Linked DNA regions of Homo sapiens: region 2 is linked to region 1. The links are chromatin contacts, found by Hi-C in ENCODE. All regions are on one chromosome and are shown on one strand. Each heading gives the region's core, a stretch centred on a gene start or an enhancer-like site at or near the end of the contact. The rest is flanking DNA. Distances are from core to core; before and after follow the strand shown. Region 1 has its middle 36 kb from the start of PRDM2. Region 2 has its middle 130 kb from the start of PRDM2.

Region 1 (7,237 bases), core at 1,315-3,814:
ATCCATTTTTTGGAAATAAAATCCAAAACCATTTTTGTTATTGTCAAAAGTCAAACATGCCAAGTAACTTAGCTATGGCCAGTGTCACCAAGTAAAGCCATACTTGAATGAGATGACAACTGGATACAAAAGCTGGTGAACTGGGGCCTGGCACAGTTAAGAGTTGTACTAGATCTAGGAAAGGGGTAGAATACATAAAAAGACTCGTCTATGTAATTTAATTCACATTTTCTCCCCTGCATCACCTTCCCTTGAGGGTTTCACAAAATGCCAGTGCCCAGAAAGAATCATAATGCTGTAAGTGGCAGGGTAAAAAAAGTCCCCCCACCCCGACTTCCTTGCTGCTGGGCTATAGGCAAATATTAAAGCATGCATCAGTTACACAAAGCCATCAGTCACCCGTCTGGAAGACTGTGGTGTACAGTTTCCGCCTATGCTGGCTGCACTTTTAAAACTAAAATCCCAGGAAACAGAATTATCTTGTTAAAGTTAAAACTTGCATTTTAAAAGGTCATTATCAAAAAATTAAAACTTTACTGGTAGAGCATTTTGTTTTATAGTATTTCTAAGATCTGGCATATATTTTAAAAAGAGACATACAAACCCACAGAGTAATGTGTTTGTATTAAGAAATTATATATGTGTGTCAGCCGGGCATGGTGGCTCACGCCCGTAATCCCAGCACTTTGGGAGGCTGAGGCGGGTGGATCACGAGGTGAGGAGATCGAAACCATTCTGGCTAACACAGTGAAACCCCGTCTCTACTAAAAAATTAAAAAAAAATTAGCTGGGCGTGGTGGTGGGCGCCTGTAGTCCCAGCTACTGGGGAGGCTGAGGCAGGAGAATGGTGTGAACCCGCAAGGCGGAACTTGCAGTGAACCAAGATCGCGCCCCTGCACTCCAGCCTGGGCGACAGAGCGAGACTCCGTCTCAAAAAAAGAGAAATTATACATGTGTGTCTATAGGGATATATTTATAAAATCCCAACACACAATGAACTTCCTATTGGTGTGCTCTGGCCTCTGAAAAGTAATTGACTCAATGGTAATTGGCCTTTAGTGACAATGTACTTTAATGATAGTGGCTTATGTGACCTGCAAATGTTAAAGTCCCATGTCTTGCTGAGTTCCTTTGTGATAGTGAGTGATATAGTTTGGTTGTATCCCCACCCAAAATATCATCTTGAATTGTAATCCACATAATCCCCATAATCACCATTTGTCAAGGGGACCAGGTGGAGGTAATTGGATCATGGGGGTGGTTCCCCCATGCTGTTCTCGTGATAATGATTTTTCATGAGATCTGATGGTTATATAATCATCTGGTACTCACTCCATCCTGTCACCCTGTGAAAAAGGTGCCTGCTTCTCCTTTGCCTTCTGCCATGATTATAAGTATAAACCTCTTTCCTTTATAAATTACCAGTCTCGGGTATTTCTTCATAGAAGTGTGAGAACGGACTAATACAGGTTAGTTCTTCTGCAGCTCATCTGCTACTCACAAGTGGAAAGAAGCAGCTCACAGACTCTTCATCTCCAAGAGTCAGACTTTCAGGGCCTCCCTCAGCAAACCTGCACGGCTTCCTCCAAGGCAGAAGTCCAGGGAATTACTTATGACTAATGCGGTCAGACCCAAAGCAGTCACTCCACCCAGTCGGAGGGAGTCCTACGCTGGTTGCTGCCTCCCCACCTTCCTCACCCCCATGCTCAAAACTGTGACACCCAGGTCATTGACACCTGTGTCTGCAGCTGGCAGGGCCACAGTTCTGATCACATTCACACATTCCTTCATTCATCATTTCATTCATTCACACACCTTTATTTGAAAACTGACATATGGTGGATACTGATGTTTCTGAGATAAAGTACCCAGTTTGCTGTTAATGCAAACTCAATACGGCCTGGGAAGGACTCCGTACTTCTATATTCGAGCCCCTGTGGACGAACTGTAACCTAGCTTAATAGGCAGACAAGGTTGAAAACCTAATTTAGGAGTATACACCTGTAACAATTACAATAGTTGAGTCTTGGCCAATCCCAGCAGCCATACTTCAACCACTCAGAGACTGCTAAGTGTTCAAACTGTGTTCAAATAAGACAAACACCAGCCTGTAACCAATCCAGCTGTTTCTGTACCTCACTGCCGATTTCTGTATGGCACTTCCCTTTCTTTGTCTATAAATTTGTTCTGACCAGGGGGCATCCCTGGAGTTTCTCTAAATCTGCTGTGATTCTGGGGGCTGCCTGATTGGGGAATCATGCATTGTTCAATTAAACTCATTTAAAATTAATTCAGCTGAAGTTTTTCTTTTAACACTGCCCTTACTAACTTCGCAGCCTAGTGGGGAGAAGTCATGTGACAAATACAAAGTGAGGAAAAAACTCCTTAAACTCCTAAACTGTGCTACCAGTGTGCTAATAACAGATTTACGGGGATTATTTCATTTAATCCTCACAACAACATGAGGAGGTGGATACCATTATTATCTTCATTTCACATAGGCACCCCACCCCCCCAAAGAAAAGAGGATTCAGCAACAGGCACAGCAATTTGCCCAAGATGACAAAGCTAGAAATGGTGGAAATTAGCCAGGAAGTCACGCTGACTCCAGACTCTGTGTAATTTACATGTCTCAGGCATTTTTACAAGAAAAAAAAAAAAAACCAGGCACAGTGTCTCATGCCTGTAATCCCAGCATTTTGGGAGGCCTCAGTGGGAGGATTGCTTGAGCCCAGGAGTTCGAGACCAGCCTAGGCAACCCCGTCTCAAAATAAATAAATAAATAGCTTTTTAATCCTCTAACCTAGCAATTCTGCTTCTAGAGGAATTGTTTTATAATTGTTTATAATGGCAAATAAACTGTCCTACATGTCCATCAAGGAGAGCGTGTTTACAAGACTTGTAGTATGCTCACCCCATGAAGTATTTTACACACAGTGATGAAAATGAATCCACGATGGCCATAAATGTTAGAAACGTAAGACTGAATTTTTAAAAGCCAAAGACCACACACCATATGATGACATTTTGAAAGCTCAAACCCAGTAAAAGAAGATAACACATTGTTTTGACAACACACAGCTTAGGTAAGCAGATTTTTTTTTTTAAGTCAGAGAGTGATAAAGACAAACTTTAGGGTAACGATCATCTGGGAGGATGGATCTAGGGAAGCAGAAGAAGGAATTAGGGGTGGGGGTTGTCCAAGTAAATGTGAGGCCTTTTGTAATGGTTTAATTCCAGGATTGACAAGCTAGAGCCTGCAGGCCAAATCTGGCCCTTCAACTGTTTTTGTAAATAAAGTGGGTTTTTTTGTTTTGTTTTGTTTGAGTTGGATTCTCGCTCTGTTGCCCAGGCTGGAGTGCAATGGTGCAATCTCACCTCACTGCAACTTCCACCTCCTGGGTTCAAGCAATTCTGCCTCAGCCTCCTGAGTAGCTGGGGTTACAGGCACCCACCACCATGCCTGGCTAATTTTTGCATTTATAGTAGGGACAGGGTTTCACCATGTTGGCCAGGCTGGTCTCTTTGGTCAGGCTGGTCTCGAACTCCTAACCTTGTGATCTGCCCGCCTCAGCCTCCCAAAGTGCTGGGATTACAGGCCATAAAGTTTTATCTGAACACAGACACACCAATTTGTTTACATATTGTCTATGCCGGCACTCACTCTACAATAGCAGAAATGAGTAGTTGCAATGGAGACTATATGGCCCATAAAGCTTAAAATATTCGCTATCTGACTCTTTACGGAAAAAGTTTGTTGTGACCTCTGTTCTTGCCTTGGATTGAGTAATAGAGTCCTCTCTTTAATAGCGGTAAGACATTCACCTCTCTGGGTCTCAGTTGCCCTATCTGTAAATAGGGATGATACTACTCTGTGAAGTAAGAAACTGTATCATCCTTTAATGTATGGAAAGTGGATTAGTGGTTTTTTAGGGCCAAGAGGTGGCGCTGGGGGGAGATGAGAATATGGAAATAGGGACTGACTACTAATGAGTAAAAAGTTTCTCTAAGGGGGATAAAAATATTGTAAATTAGACTGTAGTGATGATTGCACAACCCTATCAAAAGATCCACGGCTTCCTGCGGGATTTCTCAACCTCAGCACGATTGACATTTGGGGCTGGATACTTCCTTGTTGTGGGGCTGTCCTGTCAATGTAAGATGGTGAGCAGCCTCCCTGGCCTCTACCCATTATGGGTAGTGATGCCAGTAGCACTCACCAAGTTGTGAAAACCAAAATGTCTCCAGACATTGCCACATATCCCTGGAAGCAGCTAGGGGGAGTAAAATCACCCCCAGTTGAAAAACCACCGTTCTATAATAATAACCTGAGAAATTTCCTCTGCACAGCATTACCATAGAAAGGAGAGTCAAAAGTCTTGGAGTAAATAGTAGGACCTTTTTACCATGGAAAATGATCAGCTTTGAATCACTGGGCAGGGACTGAACTGGGCAAGTCTTTGCAAGGGCAACTTCCAAGGAGCAACAAAGGTGGCACTTGAGTAATTTGGAAAGTGATACTAAGCAAGTTGGAAGGCTGCTGTGTTCCGCTCATGAAAACATCTGCACCTAAGTGGTAAGAGTTAGCTGTGTGGTCCTGGCCAATTTCCAGCCCAGGTGACTGCAGTCTCCTGTTCTTAGTCTTCCCTCCAATTTCTGTAGGGCATGGTGCTTTTCTTTACTTCCTGTTCCATACCTGATGACTAAGCCATCATTAGTCTCTTCTAGTGATTAGTTAGGAAATATTAATTTTAAATCAGCAAAGCACTAGGGGAAGAAAAGGACAACTTGGGTTTCCCTTTTCATCCCCAAGGGATGTAACAGCGCACCCGTCAAATCCTTGGTGGAGAGAGAAACCTCCTTGAAATTATCTTGCCAAAAGAGAAAAACGGATTAGCCAATAGTTCATAAATTTGAAAGCATAGGGCTTTCTTTTGATGAAGGCCACTTCCTAGAGGAATGGAGAGGAAGCTTGATCACAGAGTTTAGACACAGTTGAAGAACCCAGTGCTCCCCATTTCCCCTCCCATACATGTCTCTAATCTGATGGTCCCCTTACATCCCATCCTTGCAGGAAATTGATTCTCTTTCCAGCCTTTGCTCAATCCTTGCTCCCATTTATTTATTTTATTTATTTACTTTGAGACGGAGTCATGCTCTGTCACCCAGGCTGAAGGGCAGTGGTGTGATCTCGGCTCACTGCAACCTCCACCTCCCGGGTTCAAGTGATTCTCCTGCCTCAGCCTCCTGAGAGCTGGGATTACAGGCAGCTGCCACCACACCCTGATAATTTCTGTATTTTTAGTAGGGTTGGGGTTACGCCAGGCTGGTCTCGAACTCCTGATCTCAGGTGATCCACCCGCCTCGGCCTCCCAAAGTGCTGGGATTACAGGCGTGAGCCATCATGCCCAGCCCCTTGCTCCCATTTAAACCGTCAGCCCCGAGCTTCAACCCTTAGAGGCCTGGTTTCTGCCCAGCATCAAAGTGAATGGGATAGTCCTAAAGGGACCAATTTGTCTAGATTGGTCCAAGACTTGGTGGATTTTAGCACTGAAGGAGGTCCCGGGCAATCTTTTGGTCCCCAGCAAAACGAAAGGGTTGGATAGCTTAACTCCCTGAAGGCCTCCTCCATATTTCATCTCTTGTAACCTCGCAGCATCCAGGTCAACCAGTGATTGTGCGTCTTAAAAAAACAGAGCAAACCACTTGAATGAGACAAGCAAATTGCAAATTAACTGCAACTCTTCCTGATGCCCACCAGAGGGCTCCTTCTTCCACATAAACAGCCCTGCTGTGCCCAAAGGAACAGAACCTTCCGGACTAGGAGCAATCAAGTTAAGACGGCTCTGACAGTCACTGCCTCACAGCAGAAGTAAAAGAAGAGGGCTACGTCAATGTCATTTCTGCCTCTGTTAACAAACAGAAAGCACTGCTTATGAAATGGGTTCTCCATTCGTGTTCCAGGAATAGCCTTTATTCCAGGTCCTCACCGGAACCTTGCAAAGTGGGAACCGCTGGTGAATGGCCTAAGGTCACAAAACCATCAAACTTCAAAGACCGCAGTCTTTCCACTGTACCAAGTTACCTTGTTATTTCAAAGAACAGTGAAATGAGAGCGTTACAAGCTGTTCCCTGGGCTTAGGGCTGTGGGTGTGGACAAGGGAGGCTGGATGTGGACCCAGTGCCTGAAGGGGAATTTGGTCAACAGCCATAATGAAGAGCAGGAATGGGGGTGGGCGTGCAAGGGCATCGCTTCACCATGTGGACACCAACAGGAGCAAGAGAGTAATGGGGAGGCAGGGACAACCAGCCCTTGTAAATTCCCAACTCTAAGACAGCTGACAGCAGCAGCTACCATGGCTGCCCCATCTCAGGGAGCTCAGAGCACGCAGCAGATGGGATGCAGGCAGAGAGTTCAAGGCTATTAGGCCTCAGCACTAACCAGGGAGTCCTTAAGGGAACCAGGTGGGACTGCGTGTGCCCCAGGCTCCAGGCCACCTGTGACTGCCATCTGCCAAAGGAAACCGACAGAGTCACCCCAAACCAAATTAAGAACCAGAGTGCCAAGAGTACCCATAAAAAGAAAGGGTATCTGCCAGTTGTTGTTAAAGCAAAGAAAAAGGAAGAACATGGCAAGTCTACAAATGAGCCATGATATGTGTTAACCCTGGAGTCAGTGCAGAGAACACACAACATTCTAGAAAGGGTTGGGGTAGTTGCGTGGGGAACTTCTCTTAGAACCGAAATCTTTTTTTTTTTTTTTTTACTTTTTTATTTTTTAATTTATTATTATTATACTTTAAGTTTTAGGGTACATGTGCACAATGTGCAGGTTAGTTACATATGTATACATGTGCCATGCTTAGAACTGAAATCTTGCAATTCAGTTCGATTTAGACTCCTCTGCTGCTTTCACCCTTTGCAGACAGGCCCAGCAGCCCTGGGGTTTGCTTGTTCTCACTTTCTTCTTTTTTGGAGAAAAATTCAGCATTAGGTTTCACTATGGCATAGAATAGTTTTGGTTTTTTTTTTTTCTTTTTGTTTGTTTGTTTGTTTTTTAGTCAGTCCCTACCATTTTGACAATCACACTTGGAAGACCAGCTGAGCTGTCAGGAAAAGGACTCCTTTCTGCATTACTTTAACCAAAACAACTATGGTTTTTAAAACTATACATTAGGCCAGCCGAGCGTGGTGGCTCACACCTGTAATCCCAGCACTTTGGGAGGCCAAGGCGGGT
Region 2 (7,237 bases), core at 1,943-4,442, 170 kb after region 1:
AGCTGTCCCATGCCCTCCTATCCTTCCTGCTAGTCCAGAGCAGGTCAGACAGGGAGGGCGAGTTTGCTGAGAGGGTGAGGCTGGTCATGTGACTCAGTCATCAGGTGGCTTCTATGCAGGGTTTGGGAGAGGGGACTGAGGGCCAGTAAGAGTCAGCATGTAGACAGATCTGAGATTGAGGATCTCCTTGCGTTTCACACCGTGACCACCTTACTTGTCTGCCCCTAGTTCTGGTCCTGGCAGCTTAGGATGCTGTGTGTGTCTTTGGACTGTGTGCACATCTCTGAATCCAATCAAGTCATTCTAAAAATGCTCCAAAGTCTTCCCATGCACTTAGAATAGAATTCAACTCCCCTTTCTGGTTTAGATGCCCCCCAGCCTCACCCTGCACCCTTCCCCACACGCCCATTGCCCTCTTCATTGCAGCCACAGTAGTCGTCTTTCTGATCCTGGGCTACATAAGCTCTCTTCTGCCACAGGGCCTTTACACAAACTAATTCCTCTGCCTGCAATGACTTTCTCTGCTTAGTCACGTGGATCTCTTCTCAGCATCCTTCCCTGAACACTTAGTCCAAAGTAGCTCATCATCTCTCATTTGGGCCTGTTGGTTTATTCTTCCCACTTATCATTACCTGAGAATTTCTAGTCTCCCGGCTTCTCCTGAATGTCATTCCTATGAGAGCAGAGGGACCACATCTGTCTTGTTCAATGCTGTATCCGGTGCCAATGACAGCACCCAGCACCTGTCAGTGGGGACCTACCTGTTAGTAGGTCCTCGGGATTCATTATGGGGCACATTGGGAGTCTTCCGTCAGAGAAATCGACCTCGGAGGAGACCTTGCTGACTCAGGGATCCAGTGCAGTTACGTGAAAATAGCTGATTTGCAGCTTCCAGGCTGGGCAGAGCACTTTGCTCAATTCTCAACCATGGCCTGCTTCTCTGTGTGGGTCTCTCTTGTCCACCTTCAGGACCAGGGGGAAAAATGAGGAAAATTTTGTTTTAAACATCACAGGTAGGGTAAGGGATGCCCATTTCCATTTGAATTTCAGATAACAAACAGATTTTAAAGTACAAATATGTCCCCAATATTGTATGGGACATATGTATGCTTAAAAAAAAAAAGTTGTTTATTTGAAATTCAAATGGAACTGAGAATTCCGTTCTGTTATTTGCTAAATCTGGCAACCCTATTCAGAGGGCCAGGCCTCTCTAAGATGCCCTTCTCTTCTTGGTCATCTTGAGGGGTTCCAGCTGGTCACTCTGAAAGCTCTCAGCCAGCCCTGGCCCTCTGCCCGGCAGTCAGGAAGCGGCTTCCTCTGCTCTTAACAGCAGCTCATGCCTTGGATGCGGAGGTCGCCAAATGTCAAGTGGGGTCCTGAGGACTCTAAAGAGTGTTCAAGTGGCTCTCGACTCCTGCCTACATCTTGGGATTGTGGCTCTGATCTTTAATTGATTCATAAAATAAAAAAAATGTTTAAATAAGCAAACTCCCTTTCTTGCCATCAGATGTGAAAGATTGCATGACAGAAAGGCAAACAAGTGACTGATTTTGGCATCAACTGGTAGGATTTTCAAACTAACATCATTCTTGGGCATCTGCAGCTGTAGGTCCCCTGCCCCTTCCCAGGGCCATGCTGGGTGAGCACTTCCAAACCAGATGTTGTGGAAATTTGGGCACTAGTGTGGTCCATATATGTCTGTCTTACCCAAGTGCTATTAGGTTCTACCAGCAGAAGGCTGAGGCTGAGAGTGGAGGGAAGGCAGGGGCCTGGCACACACCAATGCCCACCTTGAAGCCCAAGACAAGGAGGCCTCCACTATGAGCCATCTCTCCCTCTGTGACCTCTTAGGCCTGGGGTGTGCCCTAAGGAGCTCATAGCATGTGTGTCCTACCTCAGCACTGAGGCATGGGGAAATTCTTGCGTGTGATTGCTTAAACACAAAACTTTCTATTTTCTAGTTAGAAGATGTACATGGTTATTAACCCCATAAAAATAGAGAAAATCCAAAGAAATCCTGCCACTGATGGCCTTTTTTTTTTTTTTTTTTGAGATGGAGTTTCCCTCTTGTTGCCCAGGCTGGAGTGCAATGGTGCAATCTCGGCTCACTGCAGCCTCCTCCTCCCAGGTTCAAGCAATTCTCCTGCCTCAGCCTCCCAAGTAGCTGGGATTACAGGCATGTGCTACCACGACCAGCTAATTTTGTATTTTTAGTAGAGACGAGGTGTCACCATGTTGGCCAGGCTGGTCTCGAACTCCTGACCTCAGGTGATCCACCCACCTTGGCCTCCCAAAGTGCTGGGATTACAGGTGTGAGCCACCACGCCCAGTCTGATGGGTCCTTTAGTGCCTGATCCCTTAGGTTTTTATGATATAAATATTAGCAACTGGCTGTGACATCAACCTGCTGTGTGACCTCAAGAAGTTGTTGAACCTCCTCGTGCCTCAGTTTTCTCATCTATAAAGTGGGCATGATCATAGTTCCTTCCTCACAGGGTTATCAAGAAAATTGTTCGTTACATCAAAACACTTAGTGCCTGGCTTTGGATGTGAACTGTAAGCGTTAGGTATGATGTTAATCACGCTGGACTTTTAAACTTCAAGATGATTATTACTTCTACATTACCTTTAATGATGATGTTTGTAGGGGTACATAATATAGGCAGAATTTAGGTTACTTCTGTTTTCACACAGACACTGACAGTTTGGTACATATTTGCTCACACTATGATTATTTGCTGAGGGAGTGGCATGACCGTGTCGAGAGGCAGTGATAGATCAGTCTTATTGGATACACACCATGTGCCTTGCACTGGAAGTGTTTGCCTTAGGGAACCCTCTTGGAGGTGGGCTCCATTGGTGCTCCTATATTTGTGGAGGAGGAAACAGGCTTAAAGGGGTTGACCTCCCCTGAGGTCACAAATGGTGGAGCGAGCCACTGGTCTGGTTCTTGAAGGTGGAAGATGCCCCATGCTCAAATCCCAGTGGAGCATCCGCCAATGGCTGCAGCTGTCTGTGATCCAAGGCTCTTCCCTGGCCACCTAAGGCTCTGTGGTTTGCTTGATAACACTCCAGTTTCATCTCCTCTAAATTAGGGGACACTGCAAGGCTCCTGCTGGGAGAGGAGGGTAGGAGAAACTTGGAGAGTGTCCAAGAGCAAGGCCCTCCTGGCACAGGTAGGGATCCAGGTGCAAACCAGCTACCCTGAGGCCTGCTTGGCTGGGTTCCACTGTCTTGCGGAAATTACATTTTTACCAACGTGCCCTTTGTCTTCTGGGTACAGCCACGTGGAAGAGAGGCATGGGAAGGATTTGTATGCAGAGAGCAAGCATGGGCAATCTTTTCCCTTCTGGGTTGTTTGTTTGTGTTGTATTTAGATCTTTAACGGTGCACACCTAATATGAAACCAAAAAGCCTGATTTCTATGACAAGGTGCTGCCCACTGTGTCATCCTGAAGCCATGGACTTGAGGGAGAGGCTGTTGTCCAAGCAGAACAGAGGTAGAGATGATGCTGGGTGACTCAACTGGGGGCTGTGCCCACCATTCCCCATTCATTGTGCTGGGAAAGGGCCAATCATTTCTTAACATGGGCCTCCCGAGCCAGGCATTCTAGGTGGGCTTATCTGGCACCAGCTCCATGTACATCTGTTCTGCAGAGACCCTGCTGCTCCTGAAGGTCAAACCTAAATCTTGTGGCACAGCATCCCTGTGAAGGCACCTGCAGGGAGCAGGATCCTCAGGCAGGAGGAATGTGAAGAAGGGAGGGAGTGGCAGAAGGTGCCATCAGTGCTGCTGAAAAGCTGTACCTTGGATGGCCAGGGTCAGCTTTGTTTGCTTATTGTAGCTTCCCCTACACTGCCCTTTCCAAAATCATACACCTACTCACTGCTTCTGGTGGGATCTTTTCCGTGCGTGTGCAAGTTGGGAACAGGTATGTGCTCCACGCTGCACCTGCTGAGCCAGTCAGTGGTTGGGAGGGGACTCTAGTTTGACCTTTCCTGTCAACTAGATGGGGCCTGAGCTGGGTACAGCTCCTCGGGGCCTCCATCCCCTCTTCTTGACATGAGGCCTGTTCTCTGGTATGTCTCTGTCTCTTATGATCACCTTCCCTCCCTGGGTCCCCAGTGGATGCTGTCGGTCCATGCAGGAGCAGCCCCAGTGCGCAGCCCTTTTCCTTAAAAGCAGGAAGATCTTTTTAACCTGGAGAATGTGAGGTTGTGTGAACAGGAAGAGAGGGGGTGGGAAGGGCAATATGAGGGTGTCATTGTCCCCAAATGCTTACCATGTTTTCCCTCAATACAGGACCCAATGTGTGGCCTCGGGACAGAGCTATGACCTGTGGCATAGAAGATACAAGGGAACAGATTAGCCTAAGTGAAGGCTTGATTACTTTTTACTTTTTTTTTTTTTTTTTTTGAGACAGATTCTTGCTCTGTTGCCCAGGCTGGAGTGCAATGGCACGATCTCTGCTCACTGCAACCTCCACCTCCCAGGCTCAAGCGATTCTCTTGTCTCAACCTCCCCAGTAGCTGGGATGACAGGTACCCACCACCATGCCCGGCTAATTTTTGTATCTTTTTTTGTAGAGATGGGGTTTCACCATGTTGGCCAGGCTGGTGTCAAACTCCTGACCTCAGGTGATCCGCCCGCCTCGGCCTCCCAAAGTGCTAGGATTATAGGCGTGAGCCACCTCACCCAGCTTTTGATTGCTTCTCAATTTAAGAACATTTCAGGAATAGAGTCTTTATGATGGCCCCATTGAGCTTTTCCATCCTTTCCGTGTCACACTGAGGTCAGCACTATTGTACGGCCCACCTGTGACGTGGGAGGACAAAGGTTCAGAGCCAGTCCCTTGCTGGCTGCAGGATGCTGGGTGGAAGTGGGGGCTGAATGCAGGGTCCTTGGGTCTGTCTGCAGCAGTGAGGAGGGCTCAAACAGCAGCTTTGCATTTCTTTTCAGCCTTTCATGTTTTGCCAATTTTTCCTAAATTGGGCTCATTTAGCATAACGTTTTGTGAACCTCAAAAGTCTGTAACAGGTCTCAGTCAATTTAGGAAGTTTATTTCGCCAAAGTTAAGGACGTGTACCCATGACACAATCTCAGGAGGTCCTGACGACACATGCCCAAGGTAGTCCGGGCACAGCTTGGTTTTGTACATTTTAGGGAGACATGAGACATCAATCAATATATGTAAGATGAAATTGGTTTTGTCCAGAAAGGTGAGACAACTCGAAGCAAAAGCAGGACAACTTGAAGTGGGGAGCGGGCTTCCAGGTCATAGGTAGATAAGAGACAAATGGTTGTATTCTTTTAAGTTTCTGAATAGCGGTTCCAAAAGAGGCAATCAGATACGCATTTATCTCAGCTAGCAGAGAGATGACTTTGAATAGAATGAGAGGCAGGTTTGCCCTAAGCAATTCCCAGCTTGACTTTTCCCTTTACATTGATGATTTGGGGGCCCCAAGATTTATTTTTCTTTTGCAGTTTGTTGCAAATGTTTTATATCTGGGATGCATTCAACCCTATGAAAAGTGAAAGGACCTCTTGTGTAAAGGTGTGCTTGCATTCTCCGTACAGACAAATGACAAGAGCTGGATGATTGCTTTGGGGGTTAGGACGGGGACGTGAGAGAGTCTCTTCTGAATCCAGGAGGACACTTGTGGACTGGGAAAACTGTTCTTCCCATGTTCACAGCAGGAGACTGTGTCCTGGACCATCCTCCCCAGACCTTGGTAGACCTGAAGAGTCCCCTGTAGATTTAAGAACCCTTGAAACTTGCCAGAGCAAGCTGGGTGACCCCCACTCTAGAAGAGCGCTCTCCTGGAATCTCATCTGTTTGGAAGGTGGTAGCACCACATAGGCTGCTGGACAAGAGACACACGCAGCCAGCCACCCTCTGACTCTGCCCATGTGGACCAAAGTGACTGATTTGTGCTTGCACCTGCTCGTCACCCCTGTTGGAAGCAGCTGTATCCCTTGCAGGTGAGGGTAGAGGTTCAGGGATATTTGACAGTGATGGCAGAGGTGTGTTCTCTGCTGATGGAGCTGCCGCCACACCATAATCCCCAGTCCTGCCCCTACTGAAAGAGTGCTTATGCTCAGTGCTGGTTCCAGGCTTCCTGTTTGTCCCCTGCTGCACTCTGTAATGTGCTGGGCATAGGTAGGCAGCGACCTGCAATGGATGGTCGGCGCAGCTGAATGAAACGATCTGTTCTATCGGTACAAGAAGATCATCTGATGTTTTAGTGGACAACTTGTGTACTGGGGTGTACTAGTCTGCTCTGATCACCATAGTGAAATACCTTGGAGTTCTGGAAGCCTAAAATGAAAGTGTCAGAAGGCATGGTCTCTCCTGAATCCTCTCTCTTTGGCTTGCAGATGGTTGCCTTCTCACTGTGTCCTGACATGGTTTTTCTTCTGTGTGAAGACACATCCTGGTGTCTCTCCCTCTTCTTGTGTGGGGAACCTGTCCTATTGGATTAAGACCCATCTATATAATCTCATTTAACCTTAATTACTTCTTTAGAGGCCCTATCTCCAAATATGATCATATTCTGAGGTGTATTTGGGAGTTGGGATTTCAACAGATAAATTTGGAGGAGTGGGGCACGATTTAGTCTGAAACCTATGCAGGGAATTTGTCTTAGTCATTGCTTACTTAACATCATCAAACGGTCCTCTCTACCCCCACTGCCAAGGGCACACTGCCATTCCTTGCTAGGTTCACTGGTTCTAAGTGAACCAATGGGCCCTGGAATTCAGGCGACTTATCTATAAACTGTCCTACTGCATAAGTATCAGTCAGGATGTGCTGATTACGCTGCTGTAACAAACAACAGAATCTTAGTTGCTGATGATAAACGCTTAGTTCTTGCTCATAATACATGTCAATTGTGGACTGACTAGGAATACTTTCTCCTACTTGCTAACTCCAGGATCTAGACAGACAAAGTAGCTGTTTTTTTTTTTTTTTAACGTATTGTAAAAACAAACACAGGTACAGAAAACCACACAAAACAAATGTCTAGTTTGGTAAATTATAGAAACTCTCTTATAACTACCTCCAGATCAGGAAGGGAATGTTACCAGCTACTCATTCCCAATCACAGCTCCCACTTTCCCTCCAGAAGTAATTGCTGTCCTAACTTTCATGGGGATCACTTCGTTGTATTTGTTTAATTAAATTTTTTTTATTTTAGGATAATTGTAGATTTGCATGTAGTTGTAGGAAGTGTC

Evidence for each region. Hi-C counts contacts between places; a loop is a spot of excess contacts on that map. Pooled maps may share reads with other maps.
Region 2: a loop to region 1 is called in a map of gastrocnemius medialis, with 2.6 times the contacts of the local background. The contact joins two enhancer-like sites. A Hi-C loop is called at or near these places in 38 of 168 maps with a recorded cell type or tissue (A673, CD8-positive, alpha-beta T cell, Caco-2 and 26 more), 4 of 37 single-sample maps with no recorded cell type and 31 of 50 pooled maps.

The regions. Positions count from the first base shown.
Region 1 is chr1:13,660,092-13,667,328 of GRCh38, forward strand. No RefSeq gene overlaps it. Among named protein-coding and RNA genes, the nearest start is that of PRDM2, 36 kb to the right of the region's middle. Within about 2 kb of position 2,565, at least 2 of the 41 ENCODE cell types and tissues checked have a DNase peak (open chromatin) inside an H3K27ac peak, as active enhancers do.
Region 2 is chr1:13,829,524-13,836,760 of GRCh38, forward strand. No RefSeq gene overlaps it. Among named protein-coding and RNA genes, the nearest start is that of PRDM2, 130 kb to the left of the region's middle. Within about 2 kb of position 3,193, at least 2 of the 41 ENCODE cell types and tissues checked have a DNase peak (open chromatin) inside an H3K27ac peak, as active enhancers do.